2 separate regions of the Homo sapiens genome follow, and region 1 is linked to region 2. The links are chromatin contacts, found by Hi-C in ENCODE. All regions are on one chromosome and are shown on one strand. The core of a region is the stretch at or near the end of the contact, and the rest is flanking DNA. Distances in the headings are between cores, read along the strand shown.

The links. A loop is a pair of places that touch in the nucleus more often than their neighbours do. Pooled maps may share reads with other maps.
Region 1: a loop to region 2 is called in a map of PC-9, with 4 times the contacts of the local background. The contact joins two enhancer-like sites. A Hi-C loop is called at or near these places in 15 of 168 maps with a recorded cell type or tissue (A673, B cell, CD4-positive, alpha-beta T cell and 11 more), 7 of 37 single-sample maps with no recorded cell type and 20 of 50 pooled maps.

The regions. Positions count from the first base shown.
Region 1 is chr12:46,156,811-46,163,656 of GRCh38, reverse strand. No RefSeq gene overlaps it. Among named protein-coding and RNA genes, the nearest start is that of SLC38A1, 110 kb to the left of the region's middle. Within about 2 kb of position 2,961, at least 7 of the 41 ENCODE cell types and tissues checked have a DNase peak (open chromatin) inside an H3K27ac peak, as active enhancers do.
Region 2 is chr12:47,013,033-47,019,931 of GRCh38, reverse strand. No RefSeq gene overlaps it. Among named protein-coding and RNA genes, the nearest start is that of PCED1B, 63 kb to the left of the region's middle. Within about 2 kb of position 5,296, at least 2 of the 41 ENCODE cell types and tissues checked have a DNase peak (open chromatin) inside an H3K27ac peak, as active enhancers do.

The sequences.
Region 1 (6,846 bases), core at 1,712-4,211, 850 kb after region 2:
CCCTTCCTGTGTCCAAGTGTTCTCATTGTCCAATTCCCACCTATGAGTGAAAACATGCAGTGTTTGGTTTTTTTGTTCTTGCAATAGTTTGCTGAGAATGATGGTTTCCAGCTTCATCCAGGCAACCTACAGAATAGGAGAAAATTTTTGCAATCTACTCATCTGACAAAGGGCTAATATCCATAATCTACAAAGAACACAATCAAATTTACAAGAAAAAAACAAACAACCCCATCAACAAGTGGGCAAAGGATATGAACAGACACTTCTCAAAAGAAGACATTTATGCAGCCAGCAGACACATGAAAAAATGCTCATCATCACTGGCCATCAGAGAAATGCAAATCAAAACCGCAATGAGATACCATCTCACACCAGTTAGAATGGCAATCATTAAAAAGTCAGGAGACAGCAGATGCTGGAGAGGATGTGGAGAAATAGGAACACTTTTACACTTTTACACTGTTGGTGGGACTGTAAACTAGTTCAACCATTGTGGAAGACAGTGTGGCGATTCCTCAAGGATCTAGAACTAGAAATACCATTTGACCCAGCCAACCCATTACTGGGTATATAACCAAAGGATTATAAAGCATGCTGCTATAAAGGCACATGCACACGTATGTTTACTGTGGCACTATTCACAATAGCAAAGACTTGGAACCAACCCAAATGTCCAACAATGATAGACTGGATTAAGAAAATGTGGCACATATACACCATGGAATACTATGCAGCCATAAAAAAGGATGAGTTCATGTCCTTTGTAGGGACATGGATGAAGCTTTTAAACTGCCTTGTCTTCAGCTCTAGATCAACAATTCCTTCTAAGTTAAGGACTGTTTTCCAGAGAAAGTGAAAGTTTCATGCCAAATACAGGAACTGAGCAGAATTTGAGGCTAAAACATCCTCTCTCAATATCAATTAACCCCAGGCCGAATTGCAGTAGACAGACTATCATCTGTAGCATCATCCATGATTTAGAACAATGCAATCATGAACTGCAATCTGTAAGTATGCTTTCCTCGCCGAGCAACCCACTGTCTGGTACCAAACAGGTAGAAAGTCATATCTAAGGGGTTCCCCAGTTATCATAATTTGATTTCAGCAAATAATCAGATGATCTTAAGATCTTCTAGATTATTTCTTAAAGGGAAACTCAATAGAGGAAATTTAGCTAACAGAATACCTATCTTTCCAACGTCTCTCTAAAACAAAATGATTTGGCTTTTATTAAAGGAGACTTCAAAGCAAACTCTTTTTGCCCAGTTCACCTTCATTATCATCGAAGCTAAAGAGAATTCAGCAGATATTAGGATAATTCCAAAAGACTGTTTTTTGCTCTTGGGTTATCTTGCTTTCCAAATGATACCCCAAATCCCCAACAATCAAGTAGAATTCCAGAACCATTTAAAAGCATAGGAAATTTCAACACACCCTGTCTCTTCAGAACCCAGTTGCTTTCAGAAAGAAGAATTCTCTTTATCAGTATTTTAGAAGGACATATCAAAATGCTTGTCATTTTGAAATTTCTATTAATTTTGTATTACTTCGTACTTTTCAGTTCTCAAAATAATACTGTGAAAGTGACTATTTTTTTTTTTCAATTTTCCCAACTTTGTTGGGGGTGGGGAAGCATACGATGTAAATTTATTAAATCTAGGCTAGAACCTCATAACACCGTTTACTAGAGACAAATTTGGTAAGGAGGGTCCAACTTCTATGGTAAGTGGGTTAACTGATGAAGGAGCCTGTCCTCATGGGGCAGTTTCAGCTATAACCAGTGCTACAACACTGCCCACAAGCAAAGCCTTATATCAGACCACCACACAAAATGGAAATAAGGTAGGAAACAGGCCTTACATCCTGCCCAAAAAGGCATCCAGCATAACCTGCCTTGCAGTGAACTGGCTTGGGTTCTTGTACTCCTTTGGAGAGTAGTCCTTAGGTAGGTAGGGTAGGAAGCAGAGCTCCATTCTTGGGGTGGAGGACCAGCCTGAACAAAACAGTATGTCAGAACCTCCCTCCACTAGACGAGGCTTCAGGAAGCGGGCTGTCTTTTACAGAGATTTGGTGTCCTAGGCAGGTAGAGATATCCCCAGTCAGCTCTATGAGCACTAGTCCCATGTCTGATGGGAAGCAAAGCTAGACTCTGGAGTCTGTGTGTGTGTGTCTGTGTGTGTCTCTCTCTGTGTGTTAATGCCTGTTCTTCTGTTCCACAATTCCCCCACAAGGCCCAAGGACAAATGTATTGTCTAGGAGAATTTGCAAGGAGGTAGGAACATGGCTCTGGACTCAGACTGACCTTGGTTGGAATCCTGCCTCTGCTACTTAAAAGCTAAGTGACATTGGGCAGGTTTCCTTAATCTCCTTCAGTCTCAGTGTCCGCAACCAGAAAGTGGGAATAATAATAGTCATCCCATAGAATGGTTGTAAGGAATAATTAGACTGGATAGCATATTGTAAATTTTCTAGCACAGTATCTGTCACATAGTAAGCCCACAATAAGCGCCCCTATTAACATTAAGATGATCTTATCTGTGCCATTTTCCATGCTTCCTTTGAATTCATGGAACAAAGTAGTGAAAAACTCTGCTCAGCAAGTACAAAATCATTGTTTAGACCAGATCTGAGGCCAGCATAAAAGCCAAAAGAATGTTGTAGTTAGAGAGTCCAAATGCAACCCTAGCTCTTCTGAATTCCCTAAGGGGCTGCTCAAGGTAAAGCTGTCACAGAGAGTTTGTGATTAAACCATTGGATAAAAGCCAGACACATTGCATGCTTGAAAAAGGAGTTATTTTCACAAGGGTAATTGCCAGAGACTGATGCAGTCAAGAGTCAAAACAGGGTAGATTCTCATCAGAAATGTGTGCCCACAGAAAAGACTCTTGGCAGAGGACACGCAGCATTAGGCTGTGACATCAGACTTTTGGGCCACTGAGTTGCATAAGCAGGCCCAGTAGAGCGAAAACTCACCAGTAAGAATTAACGCTGGTGGAAGTTTAAGAATGCCAGGCCCCAAGAAGCGTGCAAAATCACATTGCTACGGAACAGCTGGTTCCTTCAGTGCCTGAGATCTTTGCCAGATTCCATCTTTTTCCATAATAATATATTACCTCTATTAACTTACAGAATCCAGGGCAAGATTATATGAAAACTACTAGATGCTGTGCAAATGGCCCCTTATCTGTAACTAGAAATTATGTATGTTGTAATCAGTTTGCTATAACTAAAACTGCGAGCCCCAACATGAAGAATCTTGTTCTTCATGGCATAAGACGCTTGAGCAGCTTTATTTTATTTTATTTTTTAACTGTCTTTGGCAGCCGTCCAATAATACTCGGTGAGAAGCAGTCCCTTGCACTCCAGCCACTCCCTTGCTGCTCCATTTAGCCCCTTAATAAAGCTTGTTGAGCAATTAAGTCAGGAACATTGAAACCTTACTCACCTTCAGTCAACCTTTCCTTAATTGGGCAATCAATTTACATGCTTCCAGTCCTGACAAAAGAGAAATGCAGTTTTGGCTTTCCAGGAGCGAGCTATTAAGATTGTAGCCATTTATCTGAGTACTGGCTTCTTAGTTACACACATGTAATACAAAAGAAAGATCTACGTGCTTGTTTTCATACTTCATCTTTCTTGATTTTTTTTAGCAAGTGGAAGTTTAAAATCATTGGCTCAAAACATAAAAACACTATTGATATTTCCATAGTATCTTTTTACAATTCTCAGGGTCACTTAGATTTGTGACTGAAAAAAAAAAAAAACATAGCCCTCAAAATGGCTATTTGAATGATTATAATTTCACAAATACATCTTTTATTTGAAAGAATAGTGAACTGAAGTAAGGCATCATTGGTGACTTGTTCCAAACAATTGGTTACACAAGTGTATTTAAAAAGGAAAGCTTTTGTTCACTTTCATATTTTCACTTAGAAGGTTCTTCTTAAATATCTGAAGTGAATTTGCAGGTTGAAAAGTTACAGCCTCATTCATAGATTGGGAACAGTAGTTCTCAAACATCTGTGTGTGTCCAGTGCTGTCCCAGGATCTAGTTTTCACTGGCCAGGAAAAAAATGAGAAAATCGAGCACATTGAAGTGAGGTTTTTTTTTTTTCTTTCATATATTTGAAAGTATTCCATTTAAAGGGCTGACCTTTTCCTAAGATTTTTTGGCTTCTCTCTATCTCCATACTTCTTTTATTTTTAATTGTACTTGTCCATGAAATCTAAATGTCGGGAACCACTGCTGGTATGTCTAGAAATATAAGAGCTTGTCCTCTGAGAATTGGCTGAGCTCACTAAATTCACATTGTGCAGGCCACAGAAAAACTGTCAGCTTTAGGTCAATAACAATTTGGCTCAACTAGCTGAAAATAGCCCCAAATGGTGTCCAGTCTCCTACCCTCTTCCTTGTCTAATTAAATCCACTTCCTCCCCAAATCCTGATCGTCATGAACTGCCTCCATTTTAAAATACAGGAAACGTTGGACCAAACTCATTTATTTGAACCCAAGAAGAGTGAGTAGTAATTGCTGGGTAACCTGTGCTGAATCCAAAGTGATAGAATAATCTCTGAAGAATGAAAATGGAAGGAAATAAATATTCTCACCTCTCTAAAAAACAATAATGTTCACCCACATAAAAAATCTGTAGGCAGGCAGCAGCTCCATTTTGATTCAGCTAGATGGCTTCACGCTAGTGAAGAAAACATTTTGGCAAAGAATTATTTTATCCAAAAGTAAAACACAGAATTCCAAGTACCTGGTATAACCCAAGTGAAAGCACATCCAAAGGAAATCTCTCCATACCCACTGCCTTTTAGCATTACCACTCCTCATTTTACCTCTTAATATAAAGCCACAAAGTGAGTACATGTAACTACAGCACGTCTTGGGCTGAGGTGGCTGGGAAATTTGATTCCCCAAAGAAAGGAAGAGCATGAAAATCCTCTGAGGAAAGTGATCTTGGCAAGGACTCTGGCTAGGACTCCAGCCCATGTGGATTTCTCATCCTTTGAAGTGTTTATGGTTCTATCCAGTTTTTCATCACTGAGAGAGAAAGAAAAAAAAACTACAAAGTCCTCTCTTTTATAGAAGATATTTTCAGATTTAGATTTTAGCTAGCTTCAAATTCTTGTACACAGAGATACATATAAAACTGTCACTTTGATAAAGTTCTAGGAAAAAGTTAATATAATTTTAGAATCCTGTCTACTGAGTATCAGTAGCCATCCTTCATACCCCATAACCAATTATCTACTCTGGTTGATGAGAACCTTCACAGTGATTCTTTTGGCTAGCTTTTATGCCATAAGGAAAGCAAAGTTCCTGGATCTGACATGCAGAAAATCTTGGTTTTAGGAATTCTAAAGAATAGAGAGCAAAGTTTATAAAACAAGAGTTCAGGACAAGAGCCTGTGGCAATCTCCTCTTTCCTCATCTTGGGTACCTCAGTCTTTTATTATATTTTCCTACTACCTACTTTATCCTCCTACCAAAGGTCTGAGTGGGGCATTATTTAGTGCCATAAATAATAAACTGTTAGTGGCTCTTTGATGCTCTCAAAGTACTTTCACTTTTACTGTTATATTTCATCATCACAGAATATATGCAGCAGGTATTCTTACTATCCTGAACTTATTGATGAAAAAATTCAGGTTCACAGATGAATCACAACACCTGGGAAAAGGGACAGAACTGGAACTCAAAAATCAGTTTTCCTTATTTCATAGCCTGTGTTTTAAAAAGCATTTGATGCTAAATAAGTTAGCAGTATAAAGCCTAAGTCAGAAATCTATTTTTTTTAGTTAAACATACTTTATTTTTTCTCAAAATTTGTAATTGCCTGAGTTCCTACACCATGCTTAAAAATGAAACAAAACAAAACTAAGAGTAGAGGTGGTCTCACCACCCAATTCTTCCCTTCTCTCAGGAAATTATAGCCAACAGCATGAAGGGGCCATGGGCAAGCCAAGTAAGGCACTGAAAGATACAGACAGATAAAAAGCAGGACAAAAGTAGAAGTAGTATTTACTACAGGCAAAATCAGTGAACCTGCATTCTGGGGCTGGAGAAGCAGGGCAAGAAACCAAGAAGAATGCCCTCTGGGAGGTGGAGAAGTTACACTAGGAAAAGACAAAAAGTACCAGTTCCAAGCTGAACAGTTAGCACCTCTCATCTCTCCCACATAAACAGTGTTTAAACAGAGGAGACAAACCAATTCTCAAATACAAAGATGAACAAACAACTAAGAATCTGCAAACATTTGGAAAACACTAATACCTTGAAACAAAGGCAAAAACTCAGCAAGTAAAACATTTTGAAGAATCATAGTTAAAAGAGCTCACAACATTTTGGAATAAGCATATAAAAATCTCTGGAAAGATGTAGAAGGACACTGTAACTAAAACATTAGCTGAATATGGTAGAAATTTAAGACTTGAAAAACAAAATAAAAAGATTGATTTAGGGGCAAAATAGTAGAGTGGACATAGACAAATAGCATTTTGAGAATGCTCTCAAAACAATGGAAAACATAAAGGAATAAAGAATACAAAGAGCCAGGCTCAGTGGCTCACGCCTGTAATCCCAGCACTTTGGGAGACTGAGGCAGGCAGATTACCTGAGGTCAGGAGTTCGAGACCAGCCTGGCCAACATGGTGAAACCCCATCTCTATAAAAAATACAAAAATTAGCCAGGCATGGTGGTGGACACCTGTAATCCCAGCTACTCGGGAGGCTGAGGCAGGAGAATCGCTTCAAAACAGAAGGCGGAGGATGCAGTGAGCTGAGATCATGCCACTGCACTCCAGCCTAGGCAAAAGAGTGAAACTCAGTCTAAAAA
Region 2 (6,899 bases), core at 4,047-6,546:
TATTATTATTATTATTATTATTATTTTACTGTAAATAGCCTTACTTTAATTTATTTGCAAAAGCTATTTTCCTACTTGGAATGCCTTTTTAATTATAGGAGAGACACAGACATTTCATTGAGTGCTATTATGAGGTAGGGACATCATAATGGTAACATCTTCACAGTGATTTATACATGGTATCGTTGTCTTATCCTTCCAATCCCAAGAGCTAGTTATTATTATCTTAGTGGTACAGCCTTGATGTATTCTAGTGGGTAATTCTGTTTTAAGTGTAGTTAGTTTCTGAATTTGAACATTTTACATTAGAAGGTCCAGCTGAAGACTTAATTCACTATCAGGAATGGGGTTGAGTATGCCAAAAATTGATAGGGAAAATATGGGAGATAGCCATATGGCAGTCTAAAATATTTAAGTCTGATAGTAGCATAGACACAGGCTTTGGGTTACATAAGGAGATCATAGAGAAAGATTAAATTGATAAACAGGGTAGGCTCCAGATCAAGAGTCATATTGAATGTCAAGCTTAGAAAGTTGAACTTTAGTTCATAAGCTGGGTGTGTGCATGCATGCATGCACATGTGTGCGTGTGTGTGTGATTAAATCTTTTGTGCAGTTAAGTGACATGAACCATTGCTTTAAGATCTGCTTGACAACAATATTATATATAACCAATTTACAAATTAACTTTTAGAAAATGTTTTCCATTATTATTATTAGGTTGGTGCAAAGATAATTGTGGTTTTCGCCATTAGAAGTAATGTACCAAACTAATATTATATTATTGTTGTGATGGAACTGTCTTATGTGCTGTAGGAGTTTTAGCAGCATCCTTGGTCTCTACCAACTGGATGACAGTAGCAACTCCCAATCTTCTCAAATCACGACAACTCAAAATATCTCCAGGCATTGCCAAGTATCCCATAGAGAACAAATCACCCCTGGTTGAGATCCAGTGTTCTAGAGAGACAAACAGTTCACAGAGTGAGACTTGTCTTTGTTTTTATTTGAAGACACACCACTGCCTGATCGTCTTAAATCAGGACAAGAGAAGCCCCTGTCCGTAGATGCTATCCTAACTTCCCCGTCTCCCATTTCTGCCCCCTCCTTTTGTCAGAAGACCCGGGTGCAGGTGGCTACACTTCTCTCCATAATGCAAGGAGTCTTGGGACCACAGAGATGTGGCCACCTACATCCTGTGGCCTCCTTTCTACCATATTCTAAGTATCCATGGCCAGGGAATTTTTTGTCCAGATAGTCTCATTTTCCAAGAGATGGTGCTTGGAGGAGGTAATGGTGGTGGTGGTGTGGCTTGAGTTTGGACATGCCGGCTGAGATATCCTTGTATCTATGCTCACAGTACTGGGCAGAGCCGGTATGGAGGAAAAGTCAGGTGATGGTAGGTTCTTAAAATTCCTGGGTGGATCTTCAAGAAGTCTGAGAATTCTAAATTTGAGTCTGGCCTTCTAGCCTTGGGTTCTTTTGAGAAACTTAGAAGACCAACACCGATGATGGTGGTGTGTAGGAGCACCTTGTGAACAGAGGTGGTCATGCTCAGCTGGACTGGGTGGGGTGCAGAGAAACCTGAGCCAGGTGGGACTTGGGCTTCTGTTTGCCTCTTGCTTCAGTCATAATTTGTGTTGCATAATCCCATGATGGGATAACTTTGTGGGAGGAAGAGCTTAAGCCTCTGAAATCATGAGAGTCTAGGATATAACCTGATTCTGCCTGTAGAATCTGTGTGGTACTGGGTGAGGCCAGGAAGGATTTGGATGCTTTTACTAGGCATAAAAGGAGGAGGACATCCAGAGGGCATGTGAAAAGGCTTGAAGATGTTTGTAGCATGATTCAGTGTTTGAGACCTGTTTAGGGAATGGGAAGACAAAGGGTGTGGTTGGAATGCAGTGTGCTTGGGGAGAAGAGAAGGTGATGAGTTTGTGAGGACTTTGTACAAGGGGCCAGAAGGCCACTCAAAGGAGCTGAGACTGTCTCCTGCAGCATCAGAGAGCTTTCGGGGTTGCTAAGCAGAGCAGAGGATCCATCTTTTATCACAGTTTAGCCCTGAAGGAAAATGAAAGAAAGTAGAAGCTAGGAGATGAGAGAGAATATAGTTTAAAAAATTCTAAGAGACGCAGGGCTGAACAGATAGTAGGTGTAGGAGTGAAAGGGGAGAGAATGGAGAGGTTTTGTAAATTCACAGTTGCTCCTAAGAATGACTGCACACTATGAACACACCAAAACATAGATTTATGCTTTTTCATTTTTTTAAAAACATTTAAGGCATAAAAGATCTTGGTTTTTACTCAGGGCTGCACCAGACTGTGAGAAACACACATTCATCCATCCAAACCCAAAGAATGGACTCAGAGACACAAAGAATAGCGGAAGTGAGACTTTTAATGGCAGTCTTTCCAGATAGGGTGTCAGGTAGGCAGGCACACCCAGGGCAGTTATAGCAGGTAATTTATCTCCCAGCACGCAAATCCCTCTTCCAGTTCCTCATCAGTTGAGTACTATGGGGTTACAATCTTCCCAGACATAACCTTAGTTTCATTATCCCCTTATAAGCCCATACCCCGGTCCCCTTTCCCGCTTAAATTTTGATTTCCCAATAACGAAACTTTCTTCCCTTTTATGGGCTGACTCCTCCTCTACATTCTGTCAGTTTATTGTGACCTTCTAGGTGCATGAGCCATGTGGTTTGTTACATCCACAGGCTGGCTGCCAGTACTTTGATCATGCCTTGAAAATGAACCATTTAAAATGTTTTCTCACAGGACAAAATTTTCAAGCAGAATTAAAAATAATAATTTCTAATTTTCATTTTTGTGGATATGTAGTAGTAGATGTACATACTTGTGAGGTACATGAGATATTTTAATATACGCATGCTGTGCATGATAATCACATCATGGAAATCAGGTATACATCCCCTCAAGCATTTATCCTTTGTGTTACAAACAAATCCAACTATACTCTTAGTTATTTTTAAATGTACAATTAAATTATTATTGACTGTAGTCACCTTGTGCTATAAAATACTAGTCCTTATTCATTCATTCTAATTTTCTGTACCCATTAACCATCCCCATGTCTCCTCAACCTCTCACTACACTTCCCAGCCTCTGGTAACCATCTTTCTACTCTCTATGTCCATGAGTTAAATTGTTTCAATTTCTAGATCCCATAAATAAGTGACTCTATACAATGTTTGTCTTGCTGTGCCTGGCTTATTTCACTTAACATGATGACCTCCAGTTCCATCCATGATGTTGCAGATACCTGAATCTCCTTCTTTTTTATGGCTAAACAGTACTCCATTGTGTATATGTACCACATTTTCTTTATCCATTTGTCTGTCAGTGGACACTTAAGTTACTTCCAAATCTTGGCTATTCTGAACAGTGCTATAACAAACATGATAATGAAGATACCTCTTTGATATACTGGTTTCCTTTCTTTTGCATATATACCCAGCAGTGGAATTGCTGGAGTGTATGGTAGCTCTATTTTTAGTTTTTTTAGGAAACTAAAACTGTTTCCAAACCAAACTGTTCTCTGTAGTGGTTGTACTAATTTATATTCTCAGCAACAGAGTCAAACAGAATTTAAAACTTTTACTTCCTTCCCCTTTTCAGGACTGCTTTGTAGACCTTCTATACCTCCACATGTTTTTTTACATTTTTTTGCTGTGTGCCTTTGTATGTGTGTACATGCTATTCTAAAAAACTAGTGCATAAAAACTATTATTTCCACAAATATAATTCCAGAAGTAGAAACTTCAGGCTAAGTAAAAACCAGGAAAGGCTATATTTGGAAGAAACAGGGATTTTGCTGTTCCTGAAATCTCTCTACCTTTGTGTCTTTCTGTGCTGCCAACAGTGACACCACGTCATGTCTCTGTTCCACAAAGGTTTTAACTGCTCAGGCATGGAATCAATATAGGGAAAGGAAAAACAAAAGGAGTATAATATTCTAATTTAAATCAACAGCACAGATTCCTATAACCTTCATTTTTGGGTGAAGATCATCCAAATTAAATATTAATTTGTGTACACAACTGCAGGAAAAGGTAACTAGTAACTAGTTTATAATTGGAAGATTTTGACAGGCAATTGTGTTCACGTTAACCTTTTTCTGGGACCTCTACAGGAGTGAGATGTCTCTGAATTATTAGGATTCTGCTCTGTAACTGGAAAATTCCATCATTCAATAAATTTTCAGACTCTATCCTTTGGGTCCAATGTGACTGTAAAATGACAGTTAGAGAATTGCAAACAATGGGCTCACAAGACCTGAATGAATTCCAAATCATCTAGTGGGCTTATTGAGCCATTTTCTGAACAATGAAAGAAATGTGGGAAATGCAGCAGCTACTTTAAAGAGCATTATTGTTCAACACTGTGCTGCCTTCTGTGCTATGCGTTCTGATACACTTTAAAGTTTATAGCATCAGGACATCTTGAGTTAGAAGAGGCCTTACAAAAACATTTAAATATGGCATCCCTTCCCCCATTTTATCTTTATATAGAAATATATATTGAAATTAACAATTAAAAATATTTAACCTACAAAAGTGTTGGGAGTACTGGGACATAAGAATAAAGCTCCCACATATTGACAATTTACCATGAGGCAGATGCTGTGCTAGATACTTTACAATACATCATTCTATCCTCATATAAATCCTATGAGGTACTTATTATGGTTTTGTTTTGTTTTAGAGATGGCATCTCACTATGTTGTCCAGGCTGGACTCAAACTCCTGAGCTCAAGAGATCTTCCTACCCAGGTCTCAAGTAGTTGGCGCTACAGGTGTGAGCCACCATGCCCTGAAGGACAGGGATTATCATTTCCATTTACTCATAAAATTGGTTGTGAAGTGACTTACTAAACAGTGTAATTTTAGCAGCAGGGAAGTCTAGGTTGGAACCTGTAGTCTTTCCTAGTTCCAAATCTCATTCATGGGATGTAGTCCTCAAGAAGCTCCCAATGTAGCTCACACTAGAAGCAGAAAGTGAAATCACAATAGAAAATGTAAATAACACAAACATACATATGGGCTGTCCTCAGAAGGTTCGTGATTCGTTTCAAATTGCTGATACAGACAAGAAGTGCCTTAGAAGTTCAAGGGCTCTTTACATAGAGAAATATATTTAGACCAAGAAGTATTAATATTTATGAACATTTATCCTGTGCAAAGTCCTGAGAGTAATGTGACACAACAAGGATAAAGCTAGCATGGACTGAGTCATTTCCTGGAGTGGTCAGCAAAGCCTTCTTGGAGCTGGTAGGAGGTGAAGTAGGACCTGTTGTTTAGATTGGATATAGTTGACTGTGCTAGCAGGGCATGTGAGGTAGAAGGAATGAGATGGAAAAATGTGAGAAAGTGAAAGAACAATGCTGGTCAGTAGGACATCAGCATACAGTTTGGATCAAAAGTTTACACAAAGAGGAGTAGGAGTTAAGGAATTGGAGGTCTTTGCAGTTATGAATTGATGGGTCCTCCGGCCATTCTGAAAGCAACGGTGAATATCAAAGCTTTTTGAACAGAAGTATGAGCAATAAATTTACCTAGATGGCCAGAGAATTTACTCACAGAAAGAGGAAAAAAAATTACTCAAGGAAAAATATCCATCCTGAATTAAGAGAAACTATGGGTCTGATAATCCCATTAAAGAAGTCTATACTGATGATAGTTTGTGCTTGATGAGCTTGGTTTCTTACAAATTAATAGGAAACACTCTCTGTTGTCTCCCATGTAACACATAACTTTCCTTTACCCCATCTATTAGAATTAAGGAGAAGTAGCAGGCCTGGGAAATGTTCATGACAACAATGAGGACATATTTTCTAAGAATCATGCTAAAAAGGGATATAGGCTAGATGGGGGGGTGTATTCATCTGCTAGGGCTGCCATAACAAAATACCACAAACAGAGTGGCTTAAATGATGTATATTTCTCATAGTTCTGGAAGCTGGAAGTTCAACATTGAGGGGTCTCTTTTTGGTTTGCAGATGGCTGCCTTCTCACTGTGTCCTCACATGGCAGAGAAAGATTGCTTAAGATCTCTCTCTCTCTTTGTTTTCTTATAAAGCCACTGTCTTATTAGATTGGCATCCCACCCTTGTGACGTTCAATATATGAATTTTGGGGAGACAGAATATAGTCCATAGGAGAAGTTTGGGTGAAGCCACTTAATCAATTGAACATTAGAGATTTTTCATTTACCTAGGGTTTTGGAAACTATATGGAAGTTGAAAAATCATCACTATAATAATTAAAGAGGTAATATTTTCCATTACACTCTCTCATTGTTTTATAGAACCTGTTCATAATTCCAAAATTTATAAATACTATTCTTTTTATATATCAAAATTAAGCAAATCATGACATATGATTAATGAGTCAGTTTGGATGATTGTATTATAGCTACATGGATTAACATAGGCTGCCAGATCCACCTTTTGCTAATAATAGTTTCCATTTAATTGATCACTGAGCACGTGCTGGGGTTTTACATACGTTATCTCATTAATCTTCACAATAACACTATAATGTAAAGACTTCCATTCTACAGGTGAGAAAACTGATGCTCACAGAATTTAAGTAATAACACAAGATATCGCCAAATTTCAGGTTCAGCCTTGGTTGATTTCCAAGCCCACAATTTCCCCCATACCATCTTGCCATTCTTGATATGCTATTGTCTTTCACTGCATTGATGATGTAACAGATAACAATGACATTTTCCAAAATTAAGATCTTGAAAGAATAGGGGACAATAACCATCAGAATCACCTAGTGATTTTCTTTTTTAAACCTAGATTTAGTTCTTATCTACAATAAAACACAAACATGCATACAAACCCGGTCTATGGAATTCGAATGGCTAAGG